Linked DNA regions of Homo sapiens: regions 1 and 3 are each linked to region 2. A link is an interaction called in ENCODE POLR2A ChIA-PET data of the cell type or tissue named here. Cell type or tissue: GM12878. All regions are shown on one strand. Each heading gives the region's core, and the rest is flanking DNA. Links, peaks and the distances in the headings are about the cores only.

Region 1 (6,169 bases), core at 823-5,822, 120 kb before region 2:
GTACATAAATACACAAATAAATCAAGATAGCCCAACAGCAATCCTGAGGAGTGGAGAACATTCTGCCTAGTCCTTGTGTCCGAAACATTGGCAAAACGAGTCATCAGCAGGGTACGGTAAGTGACAGCAATCAGTAGAAATAAAAGATCCTACAACCCACTCTTTTGAAGAGAAACTAGGAATGGATCTCAACTACTTCCTGTATCTCTTATACTCCTGAAGACAAAATTAGGAATTGGATGAAATGTTAATTCTCAGTTTTTGTGCCACTGAACTTAAATATAGCATTCATAGCCTGTCATTTCCAACCAGCCATCCCTTTATATCATTAATTATGTAACACTTTTTTTTCCAGGGGTGTGGGGTGTGCTGTGCAGTGCAGGGGAGACCTGGTCTCACTCTGTCGCCCAGGCTGGAATGCAGTGGCACCATCATGGCTCACTGCAGCCTCCTGGACTCAAGCCATCCCCTTACCACCTATGCCTCCCCGGCAGCTAGGACCACAGACACGCAGCAGCACATCCAGCTAATTTTTTTTATTTTTTTATTTTTTGTAGAGACCAGAGTTTCACTATGTTGCCTAAGCTGGCCTTGAACTCCTGAGCTCAAAGGATCCACACCCTTCTCAGCCTCCCAAAGTGCTGGGGTTACTGGCATGAGCCACCACGCCCCAGCCTGTAATACAATTTATACTCAAATCATCCCTTTTTCTTCTAAACCCATTCTTTCTTCCCCACCCTGTAACTGCTGTTTGCTGATGGTACAACCATATTCCCCACCATTCAATCAAATCTTTAAAAGGGTCTTTGCAAATTCCCCTTTGTCCTGTACCTCTGACTTAATTGCTAAATTGTACTCATCCTATTTCCATAATAATGCGTACCTTTCCCCTCCTCCCCAACTGTCTCCCTCAATGTCTCTCAACCAGACCTCTGTAATAACCTTGTAACCAATTTCCTTGCGGATGGTCTCTATATTGCTGCTAAATTAATCCTTCGGAAACACAGGTCTTATCTTATTCCTCTGAATTAAAACCTTCAGTGGCCCTCCATGCCTAATGTCACACTCAGTCAAGGCCCTGTGGGAGCTGACTGATCTACTTTTCCAGCCTTTGTTTCTTTTTCCTTCACTAAGGTTATGCCTAAACCAACAAAAAAATTTCTTTCCCTCAGCTGTGCCTTTGCTTTTCCCACTGTTCCTGCTTGAATATCTTTTTTCCCCACATGATATCGGCAGTTCCACAAGGGCAAGAACATTGTCTGCTTTGCTCCCCATTATATTTATGCTGCCCAAAACACTGCTTGACATATTTGTTGAATAAATGAAATTCCTCTACTCTTATAACCCAGCTCAAAAGCCATTCCTGCCACTGTCCAACCAAAACTCAGCAAACAGCCTTACTAAATAAAACTCCTCCAATGTCTTAATGGGGTGGGTCAGGGGAGAATTCCAATAGCATTTTGTATCTTAAGGCACTTAATATTCCTCTCCTATACATGGCACATACCCGACCATAAATGACCTTGTCTGGTACATTTATAAGTTATCTATCACAATGCCTTGCACCTAGTTTAAACATGCATGGAGTAGGTATACTTTGCTGTTATTATTCATTCATTCATTCATTCAGTATTTAAAGAGCTTGTCATGTGGCAGGGACTGTTCTTAGCAATGGGGTACAGCATTGTAAAATATGATAAAGTCTTGGCTCTGTGAAAAGGGACAGACTATTAGAAACAAGAGAACAAGATAATTTCTGATGGTTAAAAATAATGAGAGGAGCCGGGCGCAGTGGCTCACGCCTGTAATCCCAGCACTTTGGGAGGCCGAAGCAGGTGGATCACCTAAGGTGAGGAGTTCAAGGCCAGCCTGGCCAACATAGTGAAACCCTATCTCTACTAAAAATACAAAAAAATTAGCAGGGCATGGTGGGGAGAGCCTGAGGCTGAGGCAGGAGAATCACTTGAACCAGGGAGGCGGAGGTTGTAGTGAGCCGAGATCGCGCCACTGCACTCCAGCCTGGGAGACAGAGTGAGACTCTGCCTCAAAAAAAAAAATAATAATGATGATCATAGGGAATATGATCAATCCTAACTTAGGGCAATACCTACTACAGAAAGGATGGGAGGACTTAGGCACAGTACAGGCTCATGCCTGTACTCCCAACACTGGGAGGCCAAGGAAGGAGGACAGCTTGAGCCCAGTAGTTCAAGATCAGCCTGAGCAATACAGCAAGATTCCACCTCTACAAAAAAACAAATTTTTTTAATTAGCTGGGCATGACGGCACATGCCTGTAGCCCCAGCTACTCAGGAAGCTGAGGCAGAGGACTGCTTGAACCCAAGAGGTTGAGGCAGCAGTGAGCCATGATTATGCCACTTTACTCCAGTTTGGGTGACAGGGTGAGACCCTGTCTCAAAAAAAGGAAAGAATGACAGAAAAATTCAAAGGATAAAACTAGTCAAATCATTTCATTTCTGAAATTACCGGAACTCTGAAAAAAAGACAAAAACCAAAGTTAAACATTTCAGTCACTTAAGAGTAGAAAATAATGGCAGTAACCAAAATATTCATATAAGGGTTAATGAAAACCTGTAACGTCAATTTAATATTTTTAAGAAACGGGTAGGCTGGGTGCAGTGGCTCACACCTGTAATCCCAGCACTTTGGGAGGCCGAGGTGGGTGGATCACTTGAGGTCAGGAGTTCAAGACCAGTGTGGCCAACATCGTGAAACCCTGTCTCTACTAAAAATACAAAAATTATCTGGCCATGGTGGCGTGCGCCTGTAACCCTAGCTACTCAGGAGGCTGAGGCAGGAGAATCGCTTGAACTCGGGAGGCGGAGGTTGCAGTGAGCCGAGATCGCGCCACTGCACTCCAGCCTGGGTGACAGAGTGAGACTCTGTCTCAAAAAAAAAAAAAATTTTTTAATTTTTTTATTGAAATAAGATTGCCAAAAGCTAGAAACGAAATAGCTAAATTATGAAGGAGAGAAATGTAGGTTTCCTTTCTTTTCCTAGATTTTCCTCTGATAAGAACTATTTACAAATGATGAAGTCCATGTATTGGCATTAAAACATTCTCCGGACAAAATGAGCTTTCAAGAAAATGGTGGCCGGGCACGGTGGCTCACACCTGTAATCCCAGTACTTTGGGAGGCTAAGGCGGACAGATCACAGGAGTTTGACACCAGCCTGGCCCACATGGTGAAACCTCGTCTCTACTAAAAATACAAAAATTAGCTGGGCGTGGTGGCGGGTGCCTGTAGTCCTAGCTATTCGGGAGGCTGAGGCAGGAGAATCACTTGAATCCCCGTGCCACTGCACTCCCAGCATGGATGACAGAGTGAGACTCCATCTCAAAAACAAAAAAAGAAAAAGAAAAAAAAGAAAAGAGCGAAGAAAAGGCAGGCCTAACTATGTGTGTAGCCTAGATTTTAAGCAACCTCATTCTTAACATTATGCTACATTTTGCATACTGAAGTAAGAATATAGGTTCATAGGCTGGGCGTGGTGGCTCATGCCTGGGCCGAGGCGGGCGGATCACTTGACGTCAGAAGTTCAAGACTCGCCTGGCCAACGTAGCGAAACCCCATCTCTACTAAAAATACAAAAAATAGCCAGGCGTAGTGGCGCAAGCCTGTAATCCCAGCTACTGGGGAGAGGCTGAGGCAGGAGAATCATCTGAACCCAGGAGGCAGAGGTTACAGTCAACCGAGATCATGCCACTGCCCTTCAGCCTGGACAACAAAGCAAGATTCCATCCCCCCGCCAAAAAAAAAAACACACACACACACAAGCAAGCAAGCAGCATCCCACTATAATAGGTCCAAGATTAGGTAAGGATTATACTGAAATATATCAGGGTTATGGAATATGCAATCTACCAATACTTCTAAAACAAAATAGCAGCATGATAAGTAAAGGGGATGAGCTGTATTTATATTTACATGGCTTGCCTGGGAAGCTCAACAAAAAAGAACTATGTTCTCAGGGGCAGGCGTGGTGGCTCCTGCCTGTAATCTCAGCACTTTGGGAGGCTGAGGCAGGAGAATCTCTTGAGCCCAGGAGTTCCGGGACCAGGCTGAGCAACACAGTGAGATGAAGTCTCTACAAAAAAAAAATATATATTTTTTTTTAAGAGAATATGACCTTGGTCAGGTGCAGTGGCTCACGCCTGTAATCCCAGTACTTTGGGAGGCCAAGGCAGGCAGATCACCTGAGGTCAGGAGTTCGAGGTCAGCCTTGCCAACATGGTGAAACCCTGTCTCTACTAAAAATACAAAAACTAGCTGTGTGTGGTGGCACGTGCCTGTAGTCCCACCTACTTGGGAGGCTGAGGCAGGAGAATCACTTGAACCCAGGAGGCAGAGGTTGCAGTGAGCCAAGATCATGCCACTATACTACAGCCTGGGTGATAGAGCAAGACTCTGTCTGAAAAACAAAAAAGAGAGAGAGAGAATGTGGAGAATGTGGCCTCACTATGTTGCCCAGGCTGGTCTTCAACTCCTGGCTTCAAGTAATCCTCCTGTCTCTGCCTCCCTAAATGCTGAGATTACAAGCGTGAGCCACCACACCCAGCAGCAAAAATCTTGTTTAAAAAAATTAGCCAGGCGTAGTGACATACGCCTGTGGTCCCTACTACTTGGGAGGCTATGGTGGGGGGATCTCTTGAGCCAGGGCCCAGGAGGTGGAGGCTGCAATAAGCCATGATCATGCCACTACACTCCAGCATGGGCAACAGAGCAAGAACTTGTCTCAGAAAGAATTATGTTCTCTATAGTTATCAGTCTTGGCAGTTGCTGAAATATAAAAAGGAACTTCTTAAAATATATTAAACACAAACAGAGCAGTATCTAATAGGATAATTTTAAAATACCGTTCTACTTCATCAACAAAACTATGTTTGTCCTAAAAAATACCAGAGGACAAAGTGCTTAACCAAAGTCCAACTTTATATATGAAATCTGCTCAGTATTAGCTGGGCGAGGTGGCAAACACCTGTAATCCCAGCTACTTGGGAAGCTGAGGCAGGAGAATTGCTTGAACCCGAGAGGTGGAGGTTGCAGTGTGCCAAGATCACACCACTGCACTCCAGCCTGGGCAACAAGAGCGAGACTCTATCTGGAAAAACAAAAAACAAAAAACAAAAACTGTTCAGACCTTCTCAGTGGGAGTGTACACTTTCTGGAAAGCAATTTGGCCATATGACATAAAATGCGTTTTTGACCCAGAAATACCAACTCTGGAACACATCCTCAGGAAGTGCAGATCAAATTGAGTACAATAGGAAAACATAGGAAAAATCCCTCAAATGTCCAATAAGGGAATTACCAAATATGTTATGGCATATCCACAAGACATACCACAATGGAATAAACTATGAAGACATGAAAAATGTTTTAGATAGAAAAATGCATACACTGTAACAATTAAACCAGAATATAAAGCATTATAAGTAATATTATCTCAGAACTTTTTAAAAGACATCTGGATATACACATTAAGAAGACAAAAACGAAATGCTTTTAATGTTGACAGTAGTTAATCTTGGATGGTAGAAATAAGTGGCTTCTTCTACCTTATACTATTCTTTTCACATCTCCGCTAATGAGCCTGTATTGTTTTGATAACACAAAAAAAATTTCAGAAAAAAAATTTTTTAATAATATTTGAGTAACTTTTTTATAGGTTCAATGTATTTTGTATCCATGTTCAGTAACCATCCACTTACTATATCTTTGAAAAACTTAAAAAATCCATTAACTTGTGAAATATCTTCTAAGACAGGCATTTAGAATGCATTATTGCACTCTAACAGCTTCTTAATGAGAACATTTGGCTTTCAAGATTCTTGGTCTGCAAGGAAAAACAAATAATTGGAGCGGGGATGAAGGGTAGAAAACTTTATGGAAGGTAGAGATGTTCCTTTGTAAGATGCCTCATTTTCCACAACTCAGAATCTATACTTGAAGACCACCTTATTGGAAGACTAGCTTCTCCAGTCAAGTTTCAGATGTGTAAAACATCTAGACTTGAACCACAGCCCATTTTCTTTAAAAATGGTTTTTGCCATTCTTACCTCCAAAGAAATTAAATAATAAGCAATACAATCAAATACAAAATTATTTCTGCTTTTTTTTTTTTTTTTTTTTTGAGACGGATTTTC
Region 2 (6,169 bases), core at 470-5,469:
TCAATAATTATTTATTCAATTATTATTTATTGAGCACCAGCTATATGTACAGCCTTCCCTGTCCTCAAATAAGTAGAATAACCTGTCTAATGGCCTGTATTATATTGAGCTATAGTCATTCATTTATTCAATAATAATTTATTGAGCACCAACTATATGCACTAGGATTCTAGCATATAGCAGACAGATGGCCTATATAACATGTACACCATATAAAAGACACAGTCCCCATATTCCAGGAGCTTCTAATTTCCTAGAGGAGAAAGGCAATAATCAATAATTAATACTATTAATCATTTCATTATAATTCTGACAAATGCTTTAGAGAAGTACAGGCACTATGGGGGCATCAGGAATGTGATCTGATTGGGTGAGAAGGAAGGGAGTGGAGAGCCTTCAAAGAAGGCTTCTTGAGCCTTGGCAACACAGTGAGACCCCAACTCTACCAAAAAAAAAAAGCCAGGCATGGTGCCCTGTTTCTATCGTCCTAGCTACTTGAGAGGCTGAGATAGGAGGATCTCTTGGGCAAAGGTTGAGGATGCAGTGATCTGTGACCGCGCCACTGCACTCTAGCCTGGGCAACAATGTGACACTCTGTCTCAAAACAAAACAAAATCAACAAAGGCCTCTTGGAGAGAATAATATCTAAATTGAGATCTGAACATTTGAGGCATTAGCCAGCCAATCGGAGAAAAGGGGGTTATTCCAGAGAGAGGAAACAGCATATGCAAAGATCAGATGGACCATGGCTCCTTCAAGGAAGTGAAGCTATACCGTGTGTACTGTGTGGTATGAGGAGTATGAGAGGGAAGGAGATGCTAGAGATGGCAGAGAAGGAGCTGGGGGCAGTTCGCAAAGGAGCTTGAAGGCCAAGTTAAGGATGATGGAGTGCTCACGAGGTAATAGGTGTGTGTGCAGGGGCGAGTAACTTATACCTAAAATGAGTGCTTTTGTTGGTGGGAGCTGACTGGGTCAGAACAAGGTAATGTGAATGCTGCAGGGGCTAGGCCAGCCCACACAGCACATTTGTAAGAATTAGGAAAAGGTGCCCCTCTGGGAAGATGCAGCCCCATAGGCCCATGCTTAGGAAAGGGACCTGACCTGAATTTCACCCCCTCTATGCCCGAGCCAGCACCCTCGTGCAGTGAACAACCTACACAACTGTATACAATGGCCACAGATGCCAGGGAACAGTCAGAAGGGTGTAGCGACATTTGTTGACAAATCTGTCTCCTCCATCTTAAGCACCTTGAGTTCTGAGTTCTGGAGCTGCATATCCATGTTTGTAACCTCAGTACACATAGGAGATGCTCCTAATATTTGTCGAATGGATTGTTCTTTGGCTACTTGTTTTTTCTTCAGACTTTCTGTCTTCTTGTCCTTCTAAATTCATAACGGCTTCCTCTTAATGCACTCCTGCTAGCGTTAGAAAGCACTGTGTTGGCTAGCTTGCCTTTTTTTTTTTTTAGACAGGGTCTCGCTCTGTCACCCAGGCTTGAAGTGCAGTGGTGCGATCTCTGCTCACTGCAGCCTCCGCCTCCCAGGTTCAAGTGATTCTTGTGCCTCAGCCTCCTGAGTAGCTGGGACCACAGGCATACACCACCAAGCCCAGCTAACTTTTATATTTTTAGTAGAGATGGTGTTTTGCCATGTTGCCCAGGCTGGTCTTGAACTCCTGGCCTCAAGCAATCCACCCACCTTGGCTTCACAAAATGCTGGGATTACAGGCGTGAGCTACCACGTCTGGCCCACTTTGACTTTTTAATCCTAACATCTTACCCTCTGTCCATTCAACAGAAACTTGGCTATGGCCACACAGCTAGGAAGGCGGGCAGGCAGTGCTGGGCAGGAAACTGTCAAGCCCTGGGGTTGTGGTCCAGGCTGGATCCCCTACCTTCTGGTAGGGATTCTTGTGGCTTAATCTCTGTACTTTGGATCCTAGAATGTCAGAGCCGAAAGGAACCTTTTGGGGCCCCATTTTACAAATGGGGCAACTGAGGCACAGAGAAGGGCTGGAAATTACTAGAAGCCACTGAGTAAGAGCCAGAGCAGAACTGGAAACTAGGTCCCTTGACATGTTTAGAAGAAGTAGCTAGCTAGATATCAGGAGTGGAAATTAGAAGAGAAAGACCAAGGAGGAGAAATGGCTCTCTGAGGAGGGTGTCTGACTGTGATGGCTGTTAGTGGGGCTACGAGGGATTAGAGAAGACTTGAGGAGGAGTCCCTTAGATCACTGGTTCAAAAGGGAAGAGAGGGTTAAGAAAACAGGACTTTGCCAAGGAGTGGACAGCCCTCTAAACTGGAATCCATTTGGATCCAGCCTGGCCATAGATCTCCAGATGCTAAACAGAATTTCTTGTTCTGGGCCTGGTCAGTTTGGAAGTCCTTGGTCAGTAGCATTTGGCTGGCAGCGAGCCGCCAGATGGCCTGCTCTGTGAGCACTTGCTGAAATCAGAGGCAAGGCTTGGTTCCCCTTCCCGGGAGCCTGCACTCCAGGTACCTCTGTGAGGCCCCACTCCAGTTCTCTGTCAGCATCTGCTCGGGGCTTTCCTCTTTCTAGGTCTTCTTCACAGCTCCTCCTATGTCACATTGCCTCGGGTCCCACCAGCACTGCCCTAAGCTGGAAAATCCCTCCGAGCCCAAGCAGCCCGTGACCATAGAGGCAGGAAACTATGACACTAGAGGCACACAGGGTGTGAGGTTTATTCTTGGTATGTGGTTGGGAAAGGCGGGGTTGAATGGCGGTGGGGTGGGATGGGATCCTCAAGAGAGATAGAGAAATCCAAAAAGAAGGAACCCCTTTGAGAATATCAGAGTAGTTTTCTTTTCTTTTGTTTTCTTTTCTTTTCCTTTTTTTTTTTTTTGAGACAGGGTCTCACTCTGTCACCCAGGCTGGAGTGCAGTGACATGATCTTGGTTCACTGCAATCTCTGCTATCCGGGGTCAAGCGATTCTCCTGCCTCAGCCTCCTGAGTAGCTGGAACTACAGGTGCACACCACTGCACCCGGCTAATTTTTGTATTTTTTGTGGAGTCGGGGTTTCACCATGTCGCCAAGGCTGGTCTCGAACTCCTGGCCTCAAGTAATCTGCCCACCTCAGCCTCCCAAGTTGCTGGGATTACAGGCATGAGCCACTGCACCCTGCCTCAGAGTAGTTTTCTTTCCCAGCGTGTTCCCTTTGCTTCAAGCCTCTGGGATTGTCTCTCTTCCTTGGGGTAGCCTCTGGGTGTGCGGGGAGCAGGGGAGCATTTTAGGATCAAGGGTTCAGCTCCTCAATCAGGGTCTCCAACCTATAGAGTTTAGCAGTAGCAATCGTAGTAACATAGGGAATATTGAAATTAACTGATCACTTTCTAGATGCCAGGTTTTATGTACCTAGTACAGTGCCTGGAACACAGTAAGTCCTCAATATATGGTAACGTGATTGTATGATTGTAATCCACCTTAGGAAGTGGCATGGGGCCAGGCATGCCTGTAATCCCAGCCCTTTGGGAGGCTGAGGCAGGCAGATCACTTGAGGTCAGGCATTCGAGACCAACCTGGCCAACATGGTGAAACCCCGTCTCCACTAAAAATACAAAAATTAACTGGGCATGGTGGTGGGTGCCTGTAATCCCAGCTACCTGGGAGGCTGAGGCAGAAGAATCTCTTGAGCCCGGGAAGTGGAGGTTGCAGTGAGCCGAGATGATGCCATTGCACGCCAGCCTGGGCGACAGAGTGAGACTCTGTCTCAAAAAAAAAAAAAAAAAAAAAGAAGAGGCATGAATCCCAATCCCATTTTAGAGATGGGGAAACAGATTCAAAGACCACAAGTCATTTTTCCAACATGGTACAGCTGGCTATTCATTCGCTCACTGATTCAATAAGTATTCATGGAGTCCTTGCTGTGTGGCAGCCACTGCTGTAGATGACAGAAATGGAGCCCTGCACGTGGCCCCCGCCGTCAGGGTTCATCTGTGTGTGTTCTACTGAAGGGAGTCAGGTGATGAACACACAGCAAGTCAATAAGGAAGGGAATTGCAGATTGGAATAGAAAACAGGCATTGCAGGGAGATGTGGAAGAAGTGAGAACATGACAGTGCTTTAGAAAGGAAGAGAAGGGAAGCCTTTTTAAAAATCTTTATTTTTTGTAGAGATGGGATCTCTCTGTGTTTCCCAGGCTGGTCTCAAACTCCTGGGCTCAAGTGATCCTCCTACCTCGGCTTCCCAAAGTGCTGAGATTATAGTCATGAGCCACCATGCCCAGCCAAGGGAAGGCTTTTTAAGGGAGGTGACACTGAAGCTAGGATTTGATGAGTGTGAAGGAGCTGGGGAAAGGTCGTTTACAGCAGGGGCAACACCAACAGCAAAGGCCTTGTGTGGGGAGAGAACTTGGTTGGTTTTCAGGAGGTTCAGGGAGGCCAGTGGGAGTGAGGTGAGCAGGCAGGAGCATGGGAGGGAGGGAGATGAGGCAACCGGTGGGACAGGGACACACCAGCCTTTGGGGCCACGGGAAGAGCTGGGGCTGTCAGTGGCAGAGGCTGCCACGCTGGAGTTTAATCCCTCACTTCGGACCTCCATGGCCAGCCTGGGCTCTGCCCCTTTGGTCCCAGTCCTGACTCTGAGCTGGGCTTCAGCAGGTGTGACTCCCCTACGTCCCTGCCGGCCACAGCCCCCTCCACTCACAGTGTGTCATAGGACAGGCAGGGCCACTCCTGTTTCCCAGCTCAGAGCCTGTCGAGGCCTGCAGATTCCCCACTGAGCAACAGAAACAACCCCCTCCTGATGGGACAGTCAGCCCTAAAGGAGGGAGCAGCTGTCCAAACCCCAAACACCTCCCTACCAGCTACCTGCGAGGCTTCTGGGCCTTCTCCCTTCCTCCACCCACCCTTCTCTCACACGTCAGCTGACCTGGGTTCAAATCCTGCCTGTACCTCCCATAAACAGTAGGGCAGTGAGCAAACTGGGTTTTATTTTGTTTGGTTTGGTTTGGTAGAGATGGGGTCTTGCTATGTTGCCCAGGCTGCTCTCGAACTCCTGGGGTCAAGCAATCCTCCCACCTCGGCCTCCCAAAGTGCTGAGATTACAGGCGTGAGTCACTGTGCCCAGCCTGAGCAAGTCATTTAGTCCTTCACCTGTGAGGTGGGATAATACCTATGTGCTCTCACAGGGCTGTCAGTGAACATTAAATATGATAAGAATAATATCAGTTAGCATTGAGAGTCTACTCTGGGCCAGGTATGTGCCACTTGCCCTACACACTTTAACTCACTTTCTCCTCATAACAACAATGTGGGGGAGTATTGTGATCAGAGCCAGCTTCATGGGCATGTGGCCTATGCAGTCACAGAGGGCCACCCCACACTTAGAAGGGCCCCACGTTTGGTTTAATTCTCCATCATTGCTCTCTTGAAATTCTTTTTTTTTTTTTTTTTTGAGATAGAGTTTTGCTCTTGTTGCCCAGGCTGGAGTGCAATGGCATGATCTCAACTCACCACAACCTCCACCTCCTGGGTTCAAAGCGATTCTCCTACCTCAGCCTCCCGAGTAGCCGAGATTACAGGCATGCGCCACCATGCCCAGCTAATTTTGTATTTTTAGTAGAAATGGGTTTTTTCCATGTTGGCAGGCTGGTCTCAAACTCCCAACCTCAGGTAATCCACCTGCCTCAGCCTCCCAAAGTCCTGGGATTACAGGTGTGAGCCACTGAGCCCGGCCGAAATTCTTAATAATTTTCTTTTTTTTTTTTTTTTTTTTTTGAGACGGAGTCTCACTCTGTTGCCCAGGCTGGAATGAAGTGGCACTATCTTGGCTCCTGCAACCTCCATCTCCCGGGTTCAAGCGATTCTCCTGCCCTAGCCTCCCAAGTAGCTGGGACTACAGGTGCATGCCACCATGCCCGGCTAATTTTTGTATTTTTAGTAGAGACGGGGTTTCACCATGTTGGCCAGGCTAGTCTCAAACTCCTGACCTTGTGATCCACCCGCCTCGGCCTCCCAAAGTGCTGGGATTACAGGCGTAAGCCACCGTGCCTAGCCCGAAATTCTTAATTTTTAAAACAAGGGCCCTGCATTTTCATTTGCGCTGGGTCCCACAAATTACATAACTGGTCCTGATTACTGCATTAGCATCTACTCTTGGCCAGGTGCTGTTTAAGGCACTGTAGAGACAGGAGTGAACAAAAGAGAAT
Region 3 (6,169 bases), core at 823-5,822, 250 kb after region 2:
CAGACATGTCCATGTTCTAGTTCCTGGAACCTGTGAAAATGCTGTCTTATGTGGCGAAGGGGAATTAAAGGTGCAGATGGAACAAAAGCTGCTAATCACCGACCTTAAAGTAGACAGATGAGCTTGGATTACCCGGGTGGGCCCAACATAATTACAAGGAGCCTTCGCTGTGGAGGCAGGAGGCAGGAGAGGAGGGTGGCGAGAGGCAATGTGAGAAGGACTCCATTCACCATTGCTAAACCTGAAGATGGAGGAAGGAGCCACAAGCCAAGGGATGTGGGTGGCCTCTGGAAACTGGAAAAGGCAAGGAAGCCTTCTCCCCTAGAGCCTCCAGAAAGGAGCGCTGGCCTGCCAACACTTGCTTTAGTCTAGTCTAGTAAGACTCATGTTGAACTTATAAAACAATACATTTGGTTCCTTTAAGCCACTCAGTTTGTAGGAATTTGTTACAGCAGCCACAGAAAACTGGTACAATGGGTATAGAAACATTTGTCATATCGAATCAAAGTCTACATTTAAAATCTGTGCCTATGATTATATGTCAATTATATCACAATAATAATAATTAAAAAAAGATAACAGAAAGTCTGCTTTGTTCCCAGAAAGCTGGGGAACTCTGTAGAGGGGCCACCTTCTGAGGCTGCCTCTCCACCAGAGGGAACGGCATCTGCCCCCGCCAGGCCGACCTCTCCTCACCCTCCAGTCGTCTCCAAATCACATTTGATTCCAGAGCCCTTTCCATATAAGCTGTCTCACCAGAGTCTTAGGAGATTGCCAAGGCAGATATCATCATTCATAAATCTGTCACATTATAGATGAGAGAGCTGGGGTTAGGAGAGGTCAGTGACTTGTGGCAGAGCCACAACCAACTCTCCTCCCATCTGCACGTTGAACCGACACAGACAACCAGCCCCAGCAGTGAGGCCGGAGTCAAAGGCTGGGAAAGCAGAAGACACAAAGCTGGTCTGCGGGCAGATCCTCAGCACCAGTCCCAGACATCCCTGATGACAGATCTGATCAGATACGCTTTAAGGAAAAGGCCAGGGCAGGGGCAGGGGCAGGGTGAGGCAGTGACCCCGGCAGTGGCTGTTTCCATCCTGAATCCACTGGACAGGGGGAAAGGGAAGTGGGCATGGCTGCTGTCAGCCAACCTTCAACCACAACAAAAGAGCAAGAGAACACAGATCACAGAACTCTGCAGCTGGAAGCACTGGAATCCAGCAGTTTCCAAATGCCTTTTTCAGCAGGGTAACGTGCTCCTCTCCGGTCCCAAAACACCATCTTAGGATAAAGACGCCGCTAGATAAAAGACAAAAGGCAAAACAGCTCCATATGAAGCAGAGCAAAGAGGGTCCCCTCCCTCTTGCCATTGAAACTCCTTGGAACTTCAGGAGAGCAGCACTTGAAAACCACCCATGTCGTCCATCCTTCCACATTTCACAGATGAGGAAACTGAAGCCCAGAAAGGGAAAGAGACTTGCCAGGGCCACACAGAACCTCCCTCCCCTGACTGCCCAAGACAGTTACTTTTGACCACACTGGGGTGTGGCTGGTTGAAACTACAACCCGAGTTTACATTCTTACCTTCTGATAATTGTCAAGTAGACAGTTTTCCCTCCTTGGGTTGACTGAGCTGTAGAGGGGCCAATGAATCCGGGTCTTAGATTAAAAGAATAACAAAACTACCTTTTCAGATCAGCCTTGAAAATAATATAATATTGCTTAATTAGCCTGGCTCCCCCATCCTCCCCCAGCCCTGCAAGTCCTTGCAAAGCCATGGAGCGTGGTTATGACGAGCCTGCCTTGCTTCAGGAACAAGAGCCACCCCGAGGTTAGGGGCTAGTGGACAGTGACGGCCACCTCGGTGACAGCAGGGAGACAGAGGGCCTGGAATTATCACTGGATGCAAGTTGGACACCAGTCTTTGGCCATTTACATAACACCCACCTCCTTTCTGGATCCACCTATCTTACCCTTCCCTGGAAAGGGGTATTATTGTTAGACAACTGTAGCACTTTGCATCTGAGTAGCTCTTGGTAGTAATCAAAGTGTTTTTGACACCTAACGTTTCATAACAACCTTGCTGGACCCCAGCTTCCATGTGATGCTGACATGGCAGATGGTAAGACCCTCATTTTTCAGCTAACGAACCCAGGGCACAAATGAGGTTAAGTAAATTGCCCACGATCACATGGCTGGATAGCAAGGAGCCAAGGCCATAATTTAGGTTTCCCGACTTCCAGTTCTCCAGGCACGCTCTGCCTAGCCAGGTGTGTTTTATTACCTAGTTCAAAGGGGGACACTCCTTTCTTTAGGTGCAAGAGGTCACAGTCCTAATCAAACTGTGTAAACAAGTGGTCCTGGGGAGGAGAATAGGAGAGACAAATCTTCTCCATGACCTAGACATATACCCATGAAGCCATCTTTCCCAGAATTCAGGAAGTTCAGGGGAAAAGACAGGCCTTGCAGTCCAAGGATCATGGTGCTCCCTGGAATGTGAGCCAGCCTACCTGTCCGTTTCTGGGCCACCAGACCATTCTAGGGGAGGAGCCCCTTTGTGGCATCTTAGCTGCAAGACAGGGCAGTGGCGGGGAGCATAGATGTATGTGTCCCAGGGTGGAGCCTGGTGGGAGCGGGCATGGCTTGCGGGGGAGCAGTCCAGCACAGAGTGACGGCTGCAGGACTCAGATCCTTCCTCAAAGAAAAGCATTTCCATCAGCTTCTAAAAGTTGGTCCACCTTTCAGAAGCCCTCGCTCTGGGCCTTGAGAGAATCCAGAGAATGGGATTTTCCACCTCACTGCCTCATAAGACATGGCCCTGACCCATCTAGCCCATGACACTCACCACGGCTGCTCACTTACCTGCTGCAGAATGATTTAAGTTCTCAGGTTAAGGCCAAGAATTTGAAAAATGTGGCTGCCAAACAGTGAGCCAAAGCTTGAGTTTCCACAGGCTGAGGAAAATTCTCTGTGGGCATCTTTGATTTTTCTCTTTTCACATCAACTCTGGGAGTCTCAGGGACTTCAGAGGACATCTCCCACCAGACTAACCCACTCCTGCCCAGCTTGAACAGATACTCTGTGGGTGACAGAGCAACGCCAGTGGCTACCAAGAGGTGGGGCTTACCTTGGCTGTCTTCCTACACCTGTGGTGAACTGAGAACTCCCCACTCCCTGGGGACCCTCTCTCTGCAAGTTTTATTATAGTGAACGGCAACTGAACGTTTCCGATTTGCCGGGCGCTAAGCGCTTTATATGCATTATCTCATTTCATCCTCAGAAGCACCCCATGGGGTAGGTGCCATTATCATCCCCAGTTTACAGATGAAGAAACTGAGGCCCCAAGAAGTAACCCGCTGAGTCATCCACCTAATAAGTGCCCTGGCACCCAAGCCCCACCTGTCCGACGCCTCAGCCCTGTTCCCAACCACATGCTCTGTTAAACACCTCTCCCCTGAGCAAGAGTCTGTCCTGTTCTGAACACCTTTTGGCATTTTATAATCCACCCCACCCCTACCCCTACCCACCAGGTCTTTCAGAGGCATAAACAGGCTCCTCTCACAGTAAAGAATAGTGGCAGAAGGTACACATGCATTCGAATGCCTCAACTTTCCCATGACGTTTAATACATTTGTTAATATGGGTTCCCAAACAATCCCCTTCTGCAAGCTGAAGGGCTGCCAGGGCTGGGGTAATAAATTATTAACAAAACCATTGTCACACAATGACTGCTGTGGGTCTGGAGTCCTTTTTTAGAAACCAATGATTACAATCAAAACTCAAAGACCAGGAACCATGAACTAGGTAATAAAACACACCTGGGTAGGCAGAGAGTGCCTGGAGAACTGGAACTCGGGAAACCTACATTTTGGCCTTGGCTCCTTGCTATCCAGCCATGTGATTGTGGGCAATTTACTTAACTTCATTTGTGCCCTGGGTTCTTTAGCTAAAAAATGAGGGTCTTACCACCTGCCATGTCAGCATCACATGGAAGCTGGGGCCCACCCAGCAAGGTTGTTATGAAACAGTAGGTGTGAAAAACACTTTGATTACTACCAAGAACTACTCAGATGGAAGGTGCTACAGTTGTCTAACAATAATACCCCTTTCCAGGGAAGGTGTAAGATAGGTGGATCCAGAAAAGAGCTGGGTGTTACATAAATGGCCAAAGACTAGTGTCCAACTTGCATCCAGTGATAATTCTAGTTGGTTCTGGTAGGTTGAATGGCCTCTAAATTGACAGCAAAAACACAATGAATGGCAATTCCCATTAAGTGTCACAATGTAGAATTTTTTTTTTTAAGTTTGGACGGCATGAAAAAGAACGAGATCATATCTTTTGTGGGAACGTGGATGGAGCTGGAGGCTATTATCCTCAGCAAACGAATGCAGGAACAGGAAACCAAATACTGCACGTTCTGGCGTATAAGTGGGAGCTAGATGATGAGAACTCATGAACACAAAGAAGGAAACAATAGACACTGAGGTCTACTTGAGGGTGGAGGGTGGGAGGAGGGAGAGGAGCAGAAAAAATAACTATTGGGTACTGGGCTTAGTACCTGGGTGATGAAATAATCTGTACAACAAACCCCAGTGACATGAGTTTACCTGTATAACACACCTTCACATGTACCCTCAAACCTAAAGTAAAAGTTAAAAAAAAATTTGGCTGAAATTTCACTAGCTATAAAAGCCATTCAAATTTCTGCACGTGCAGAGATAAACATCGTTGCTTCCGCTTGTCAAAGTTTAATACACCCAAAGGCAGAATACAAGCTTGTGTCAGACCCTCCTCTCAAGTAATCCCCAGCCTTTCCACATAAAGCATTTCCCAACATTTTAAACCAGTCTCGACTTCAGCAAAAGTCTGACCTATGAAAAGGGCCTAATAGTGAGTACAATGGGCATTCAGAATTGGACCCTCCCTTGGCATAAATTATCACTCACCCTAACAAGAAACTTTTTTGCAAGGTCTGATGGCTTTCAACCAGCCAACATCTGCAGCTCTCAGTTTACCAGCCTCTCTCAGGATGTTTCCAGCTTTAATGAGTTCAGAAATAACATAGACTTCCAAGTAGAAAGGAAGCGATGAAGTGAAGCAAGTCTGTATTGGAGAGGTGTCAACATTTCAATTTCATTTGTCTGAAATAAGGTCCTCCCTCATCCACACTGTACAGTCACCTTTTAACAAGTGAGAGACAAACCAGTTTCAACTACCCTGCCAGGCAAGGGTGGGGCAGACGCCCTTCGCTATGCCTGACACCTGAGAGAAAAGGTGGAGGACAAAGAACCCTTCCTTCACTCTTATTAATCTGGTCACTGGGCTCTGGGGAACGGCCTAAGCTCCAGGGTCAAGGCCAAGGCAGGGGATCTTCATGATGATTTTCAAGGTGAATTCAGTCTTCTTCAAGCAGCAAAGTCCAACCTGTTCTATTAAAAACACTTTTCAGGGTCCAGTATGGTGGCTTACAGCTGTAATCACAGCACTTCCGGAGGCCAAGGTGGAAGGACTGCTTGAGCCCAGGATTTCAAGACCAGCCTGGGCAACATAGCAAGACCCCATGTCTAAAAAAAAAAAAAAAAATGTTTTTAATTGGGGGAAAAAACACCTTTCTTCTGAGACAGAAAGCTCAACAGCTCTCCTTTCCTGTCTCCCAGTGCCCACGGGAACTGGGACTTACTGGGAAAGCTCTGCCCTATCTGGTAAGCAGCGTGGTCCCCCTCCACCCTGTGTGGATCAGAACGCTAACAGTTTCACACATATTCAACAACAACTCAACCAACAAACAGTAATTCCTAAAAAAAAAAAAAAAAAAAAATTAAAGGTATTATCGTAGGAAGCCCCTGATGGTGTAGGCAGGCTACTGGCAACCACTGTTTCCAGCAATTTTCAACAGTAAAACCAGATTTCAGAGAAGCAGGTCAGCCACCACCCTGGAGGACCCTGTGGCTCTGACCCAGGAACAAGAAGTTAAGGAGACTCCAAATTTTCTCTGGGTTCAATAGTCAAACAGATGCCAAAGGCCAGTATCTTTTGTGGGGATACACGGCACAGCCGTCTGTCTCTTCCAGCCAAGTCATGAAGATTGGAAAGCCTCCAGACAAAACAAAGATGACCAGTGGAGTGTCAAATCAACGATACCCTTGAAAACAGATGTAAAATAGATGC

The links. ChIA-PET counts read pairs that join two places held together with the same protein. Peaks named below come from ENCODE experiments on the same cell type or tissue, not always from the same donor. Only the 100,000 strongest peaks of a DNase experiment are listed, where the experiment ranks them.
Region 1: POLR2A ChIA-PET joins it to region 2 with 5 read pairs; 6 of 35 experiments call an interaction of 5 or more read pairs at or near these places.
Region 3: POLR2A ChIA-PET joins it to region 2 with 5 read pairs; 5 of 35 experiments call an interaction of 5 or more read pairs at or near these places.

What each region holds. Positions count from the first base shown.
Region 1 is chr3:5,128,150-5,134,318 of GRCh38, reverse strand. The region is part of intron 1 of ARL8B (ARF like GTPase 8B); the gene reads right to left. LOC124906212 (a long non-coding RNA gene) reads right to left here. Exons shown (of 2, transcript XR_007095800.1): 2 at 5,504-5,859. Among named protein-coding and RNA genes, the nearest start is that of ARL8B, 8.9 kb to the right of the region's middle. In GM12878, for the core only: no CTCF peak of the experiment used is centred there; no DNase peak of the experiment used is centred there.
Region 2 is chr3:5,003,347-5,009,515 of GRCh38, reverse strand. No RefSeq gene overlaps it. Among named protein-coding and RNA genes, the nearest start is that of BHLHE40-AS1, 26 kb to the right of the region's middle. RefSeq lists enhancers at 1,791-1,920, 2,441-2,710. In GM12878, for the core only: a CTCF peak has its summit at 2,399; a DNase peak (open chromatin) is centred at 2,605; H3K4me3 peaks cover 1,301 bases; H3K27ac peaks cover 3,021 bases.
Region 3 is chr3:4,754,820-4,760,988 of GRCh38, reverse strand. All of the region lies in intron 44 of ITPR1 (inositol 1,4,5-trisphosphate receptor type 1), which reads right to left. Among named protein-coding and RNA genes, the nearest start is that of EGOT, 6.3 kb to the right of the region's middle. In GM12878, for the core only: no CTCF peak of the experiment used is centred there; a DNase peak (open chromatin) is centred at 3,677; H3K27ac peaks cover 2,058 bases.